Regions from separate parts of the Homo sapiens genome. Here region 1 is linked to region 2. A link is a contact called in ENCODE Hi-C data. All regions are on one chromosome and are shown on one strand. The core of a region is the stretch at or near the end of the contact, and the rest is flanking DNA. Distances in the headings are between cores, read along the strand shown. Region 1 has its middle 37 kb from the start of IKZF1. Region 2 overlaps PKD1L1 (polycystin 1 like 1, transient receptor potential channel interacting).

The links. A loop is a pair of places that touch in the nucleus more often than their neighbours do. Pooled maps may share reads with other maps.
Region 1: a loop to region 2 is called in a map with no recorded cell type, with 8 times the contacts of the local background. The contact joins two enhancer-like sites. A Hi-C loop is called at or near these places in 2 of 37 single-sample maps with no recorded cell type and 2 of 50 pooled maps.

Annotation. Positions count from the first base shown.
Region 1 is chr7:50,265,699-50,269,257 of GRCh38, reverse strand. No RefSeq gene overlaps it. Among named protein-coding and RNA genes, the nearest start is that of IKZF1, 37 kb to the left of the region's middle. RefSeq lists an enhancer at 2,092-2,191. Within about 2 kb of position 1,622, at least 8 of the 41 ENCODE cell types and tissues checked have a DNase peak (open chromatin) inside an H3K27ac peak, as active enhancers do.
Region 2 is chr7:47,937,338-47,940,709 of GRCh38, reverse strand. It overlaps PKD1L1 (polycystin 1 like 1, transient receptor potential channel interacting), which reads left to right. Exons shown (of 57, transcript NM_138295.5): 3 at 393-517. Among named protein-coding and RNA genes, the nearest start is that of PKD1L1, 9.4 kb to the left of the region's middle. RefSeq lists enhancers at 2,365-2,534, 2,985-3,064. Within about 2 kb of position 1,774, at least 4 of the 41 ENCODE cell types and tissues checked have a DNase peak (open chromatin) inside an H3K27ac peak, as active enhancers do.

The sequences.
Region 1 (3,559 bases), core at 373-2,872, 2.3 Mb before region 2:
GGCTCCTGAGTCTCCCTGCACCTGCTATGTGTGTTTGCACAGCTCTAAACCACACTTGCCCCATGGAACAGCCCTCCTAACTGTCTTTCCAGTAGGTGGGAATTTCACTTCCTTATTTCCAGGCATAAATTATTGCAGATGCAAAATTGCGACCTTGTTTTAGACACAAGTGTTAAAAATATAGCTCTTAGATATTCAACAATACTTTTTATCCTCTCCTTTGAGCAGGAGGTGGCCTGAACTCAACTTGTTGGCCAATGAGGCCCTTGGCTTAGCAGAGCATGAATTTTGAGAGAGAGGTGGAAGGAGGTCAGTCTCTGGAGCACGTCATGAAGGTGGCATTTTGCTGCTGTTCCTCCTTTCATCCTATTCCTTAAGAATAACTACAATCTAAGATACTAGGCCCTATGGGGCACTGGAAGGGCCAATTGCCCACCATCCATCTTGCAAGGTAGTGGACACATAGGGTTACCTGGCACACCTCTGCCAGACAGGGCTGCTACATAATTTGTAGGGCCCAGTGCAAACTGAAATTAGGGGGTCCCTTGCTCAAATGGCAGGAAAAACATTTCTTCCTTCTTTCTGGGTCTCTCTCTTGTCATGGTGTTTTTTACTTGCTATTTAATGTCACATCCCTTGGACACAGGAATACTCATGGGGAGATTGCAGACACTCACAGGTACCCAGGGCCCTGTTCACAACTGTGTAGGCCCAACCATTCCCATGCACAGGCTCAGGTCCCCTCCCAGCAGATGGCAGTGGTTGCTGGGGGTTGCTTGGGCAGGTAGCTGAGAACCCATCCCTGGGAGGGGGAGGCACCTGGAAGGGAGCCCCACATGAGCAGAGTCTCCGAGTCCCCAATGCATGCTCCATTGCTTCGTCAGACTTTACGGACAAAACACAAATTCAAGGTAAATTTATTCACAGTTTCAAGACTGCAACCACAGAGCATTAACTGTAAAACCCTGAGAGACTGCACTGCTCGCAGGCCCATGAAGCTGCTCCTGTCACCAGGCTTAGTGGGTGGCTAGGGAAAAGAAAACAACCAAAAACACAGTGACTTGGATTTATCAACATTTGTAGGTTCATATGTTTGGTCTTTATGAGTTATGTGATCTTGAAAAAGTGGTGTAACCTCTCTGAACCTCAGTTTCCTCATCTGTGCATTGTGGCTAATCACTGCCCATGTAACAGGGCATTGTGAGGATGGAGAAGTCACAGAGTGCAGAGGCCTCATAAACTGGAGGGCACTGCCTTGGGAGGGGTTCCTACCCTGGGCAATTGATTGATTGGCTCTGGAGTTGCAGCTGCAAAGGCATGCTGGCCTCTCCAGTCTTGCAGTCAGGAAGGCTGAATGTGGTCAGCTGAGGTGCTCACTGCAGCCTCAGGCAGGCCTAAAGGTGTCAGCTGCAGAGTCTACTGCTGGCCTTGGCTGGCTACCTCTGATCTAGCATATTCCTTCTTTAACTGTTCTGCAACCAGGTAGGCCTCAGCTAGGCAAACCAGAGTCTTCTTGACTTCAAGCTGAGGAGCATCTTCTGAGTGCCTCCTGCAGCCAGACTCTTTGCTGAGCTCCAGGGATGGGGGATAGACATTGCTCTGTCCCCCAGGGGCTCAGACCACAAGCTACAGCAGTGAAATGCAGGGGCCTCGGGAGCCAGAGGAAAGTCCTGAAGAAGCTCGAGGGGAAAGTGTGCATTTCAGGCCCTGGGCTGAGTCTAAAATAAGGGAGTAGGCAGGTGAGAGAGGGAAGAGGGGCTCTGGATGGAAAGAGAGACTGCAGGGGCACAGGAGTAGGGGAGAAGCAACTCTCAATCGTGGTTCCAACTAGGTGGGCTTTTCTTCCTCATTCCATAGTGAAGCATCCTGGGTTCTGATATGACAGGTGGCAGCTAAAAACATCTTGGTTTTGCTTAGAGCTCGTTGTTGTGTGGTGGGAAGGTGTTCATAACAAGAAACAGCCTCCTCCTTTCTACACACCAGCTGAGCTAGAACTCTATCATGCAGCAGTGGGGCATTGCTACCAGAATGGCTGCTCTTGAGGGAAGGGGAAGACTGAAGATCAAACCATGCATGGTTCACAGTAATTGGTGCTCCTTCCCAGTTCCAGTTGAGCAATGTAAAAGAAGGTGACTAACAAGACATTAAACTGTGTGCATGTTTCAAAGCACACCCAGGACAGAGGCTCTCGGAACCCACAGGAGCCTGTGGTTTCTGAAATATGGGTGGGTGGCTTCCTGCAGCTGCAAGGCATGCTGGGGAGGGGAGATGAGATAGGCCGCGGCCCCGCCTCACCCCCTCTTCCCGAGTGGTTTGGCGCGGGTGTGCCCAGCCTGCTGCTCCTGGCCAGGCAGTTAGAGTGGAGGGAAACCTCCCGTTACCAGGAAAGCAAATAATGGGCAGATCAAATAAATCCATGTGGCTAAAATGCAAAAACAGATAGAAATCTATCTCAGGCCAGTGCCTGTGGGAGCAATGGGAAGAGATTCATTTTATTTTGCATATGTAGACAGTGATTTTAATGTTATGTAAATGCAGCCAGCGATTCCTAATTGCTCCTGAAATGCACGTGTCAGGGGCTCTGTTGCAGCACAGGTTGCTAATGATAGAAATAAGCTGTGTTTTTTACAAGGAAGGCTCGCGATTACCAGCTTTTGATTTTTCTTTTTTTTTTAAATTACAAATTTTAATTAGGACAAGCCAAGGCAATGAAGGTGGAGGGGCAGGACTGCAGAAGTGCCTGGGGTAGAGACAGCTCAGAAGAGTCACCTGGGCATGGAGAAGGGGTGCCACAGGTGGCCTTGCGGCTCTGGGTCAGCCTGAGAACAGACACTCCTGATTTCAAAGTGTAAAGTGTCATTCACCCCCTCTGAAGCACTTATCCAAGCTGACATACTGGGAAGTCAGGGTGGGAGGCAATAGTCTCTGGTTTCTCCAGGAAGATGAGCTGTGATGATCTTTCCCGGCAAAAAGCCGAGACTCTCAAGAGCAAAGTAGCATTGCACAGGGGCAAAGAATGACAGGAAAGTCACAAGTGTTGGGTGATGCAGACCACACACTTGGGGCAGGAAGAAGAGTTGGTGGAGCCCACCAGAAGGGAGGAGGTGAAGACCAGTAAAGGCAGTACAGCCCTGCCCCCTACCCCTCCTGCCCTGTGCTCCAGCACAAGCCCAGCTCTGTGACCCTCTTAACATAACACCCTCTCTGAACAGAGCAAGAGCCTCTCCCTCAGGCTGCAGGTACAGTGCCTGTCTGCTAGGCGAGACCCACCACCTTCAGAGATGCCACTTACCCAGGACACCCTAGGCTGTAGTGATGGCCTTTTCATCAAGATTATCCAATCTTTATCCCAGGACTAAGCCAGACCTCCAGAAATGTACATACCTGGACCCAATTCTCTGCCTCTCAAGACGACGCCACAAAGCTTTTCAGACTTAGATTTTCCACTAAGGATTGTTGAAAGAAACAGCCACATGGAATAATTGTTATTGTGGCCATTTTTTTAAAAAAACCAGGGATGTTATTGATAATTTTGCATCCTATGCATATATACCTTTCT
Region 2 (3,372 bases), core at 525-3,024:
TTGTCCAACAGCTCCCCAACCACTCCTTCCGACTGTGGTGTTGCCCCCTCTACTACACACCCCTGAGCAGGACCTTTGACCCTCATTATTTTATGACCAGACCACTGGGTGTTTCTGGAACAGGCATTCATTATCAGCGTGGCTGGTGGTTGTGCGTTTCCTCATATTGCTTAGTGTGGGCTACACCTAAGACATTGTTTAAGCAAGGAAATAGAAAGAAAACACACACAGCAGGACACGGCAGCCCAAGGACACGCATCTTCATGATCAGCCCGTTGTTAGGCCCAGGTGGCTTTGACCTTATGTATAACTTAGGGCTTCTCCAGCTTTATGTTCTCACCTTCCCAGCACATTGCAGTCTTCAGAATGTTTGCTTTTTTTTTTTTCTCTAGAGGTCTATGCTAATCATGTGCTTCTTATGAGTGATGGGAAGTGTGGCTGTCCTTGGTGTGCTCTGAATGGAAAGGCAGAAGACCGGGAATCACAGAGCCCATCCTCATCAGCTTCCAGGCAGAAGGTATTCCTGGATCTGGGGAAATTAGGCTTTTCTTCCTGAATACAGTACATGTACAGTACAGCTAAAAAGCACCTCCATGTTTCATCAGGAATTCATCAGGGATTGTTTTCCTATCATGTGTGTTTGTGCCAATGAAGCAAGTGTGACTTATAAAGCCTTAATTCAGCTCCAGAGCATAGTTCCACATATAAGAAGTGCAGGCAGGGCTAGCCCAGCCCAGAGGAGTAGGGGATAGCCCTCAGATGGGGAGTGAGGGGTAGCCCTCAGGTGGGGAGTGGGGGCTGCCCTGCAGGTGGGGAGTAGGGGCTGCCTCCCAGGTGGGAAGTAGGAGGGTAGCCCTCAGGTGGGGAGTGGGGGCTGCCCCTCAAGCGGGGAGTGGGGGCTATCCCCGGGGTGGGGAGTGGGTGCTGTCCCCCAGGTGGGGAGTGGGAGCTGCCCCGAGATGGCTCCAGCACAGACAAGGCTTCCAGCAGCCAAAGCACTGAAACCCTGCTTAACTTGCGCAGTGTGGGGAGCTCGTTGAAGACCCCTATTAATTAAGACTGGGCTACCTGGATGTTTGTGAATTCCCTTGCATCTGTTTATCAGAGTAGCTAACAGGGCTTGGGTCTGAAGGCCTGGGCAATGCCCTGGAGATGGAGGAGAAGCGTGAGAGGAGTGACTCTCACATCTGTGGGTGGGGTCCGAGAGAAGAGTGAAAACTTCTGAGTGAGACATGCTTTTCACCCAGAATAAGCATTGGTTCCAAAGGGACATGCACAGACAGCCCAGAGTTGTGCGTTTCTAGTTCAAATTTAAAGAAGCCAGTTCTCTTTGAAGCTCCCAGAACCTCTGCTGTCCTTGGCAAAGACTCTCCTGCAGTTCATTTTTCAGTATTCCTCATGCAGAGCAGCGTTATTAAACCACCCCCTCCGTAGCACATCCATCTGAGTTTATATTGAAATGAATTTGATCTCAACCCACAGTGTTTGTGTTTGGGAGCTTTTCTCTGCTCTGCCATCACTTTTGTCAGCGAAAGTTCAAGGAGGCATTTTTAGGTTCCCAAGGAAGGATATTTAGTAAGATGAGCGTCTGATGGTTCTGAGAACAGGAGGTTGGGGAGAGGTGTTTTAGAGGGGAGGTGATATTACCTGCGTTTCTCACATTACACAATGTAAATAGCCACATACAGTGACTTCCTTAGGCTTTTAGTGCCCTCACCTCCAAACACAAGGGGGCAAACAGACCTCATGCTTCTTGAACACTTGGTGCAGATCTGCTATGCAGAATCACCTAGGGAGCTTAAAAGTCAAAGAAACCAAACAAAACCATGCACAAGCCCTGCCTCTGAAGATTCTAACAGACATGCTGTGGCGTGGCTCAGGGTGATGGTGCTTCAACCCCACCCCACCCAGGTGACTCCAAGGTTCAGCCACCTGGGACCTCAGCTTTGGGCATAGATCGATGCCTTTAGGATTTGACCATCATGTCCCAAAGGGCTTGGTCCTGGTGAAATGTGCAATCAGGGGGCTCTCTGGTTTTGGTTGACTGGGAGACCCATTTCCAAGCTGCATTCTGGCCGCTCTGCTCTCTACAGCCCCAGTGGGCTCAGGCGAAGGTCACACAGGGCCATACACCAGCTCCTGGACGTGCTGGGCAGTTTGCTGATTGGGCATAGTTATAGGATAGTGTCTTGCAAAGCCCTGTGTCTCCCATGCTGCTCACTAGCACCATGCCTTTTAGGGGTTGTAGGTACATGCAGCTGTCTCAGCCCCTGGGTTTCACATCCTCAGGAAACTGCCAGGATCTACCCAGGTCCTGCTCTGGGAGGCCACAGAGGGGTTCCCTGTTCTCGTCACAGAAGAGGGGCAGGTGCCAGGCGTATGCACTCAGGCACGAGCTGGCATCTTTCAGCTCCCACTCTGGCCTTCTTGACACCTTCCTGTGTTGTTCTCCTGAAAGATGAAGCACCTGATGTCCTGTAGTTACAAATCTGTAAAAGGCCCACAGCACAGGGAGCGCACATCCCAGGGAGGGGCTGGGCCGTTGGTTAACCTATACTAACTTCTTAACTGGCTGGAACTACTTCTGGTAACAGCTCTCTCAAGAGCCAGAGTGAGGCCCTGGGCCCTCAGTCTGAGGGATGGTGGCTGCTTTTTGTAATCATGTCCACAGTGGGGCGTTGTCTCTGGACAGGCGTCCTGTGTAGGAAACAAGGTGGCCAGCTTCCCGTAGGCCAAAAGTGTCCCCCCTCCTCCTGTGCCGTGGGCACCTCCCTGCTTTCCTGGTGCCACCAGGATTGAGATTTTGTCACAAGGAGAGCTGCACAGGTCAATGCAAGGTCAACAGAGGCCTCATGACCAAGATGGGCTCCCAGCACCCCTCACCTGCCCTCCAATGCCCCCACCCCACCTAAGCTCTCAGTGTGCACAGGCCGAGCAAGCCCAGTGGCATTGTCTCTGAGTTCTCTCTTGGGCTCCATCTCACTTCCAGTCCAGCAGCCAGCCCGGCCACCCCATAGCCTCAGAGGTGTTCACCCTCTGCCTTCACTCCACAATCAAGACCTGCCATCCTCATAGCCCTCTGAGTGGATCCCCTGCTGCCACTCCTGCCTGCCAGGCTCTCTTCAGTACCGCAACCACACTGTTGCTTCTGTGCATTGGAGCGTGCCACTCTTGTGCTCAGAACCCTCCATCTCATTCAGAATGAAACTCCACTTCCTGAGTCTGACCCCACTTGGCCTCCCGTAACTCTGAGGTCACCTCCTGTGCTCTCTTGGTTCCCACTTGTGGCTGCAGCCCCACGAGACTTCTGCTGCTCCTGCAGTGAAGCAGGTGTGCCTCCACCTTCGGCATAGCTCTGCATTCCTCCTCTTC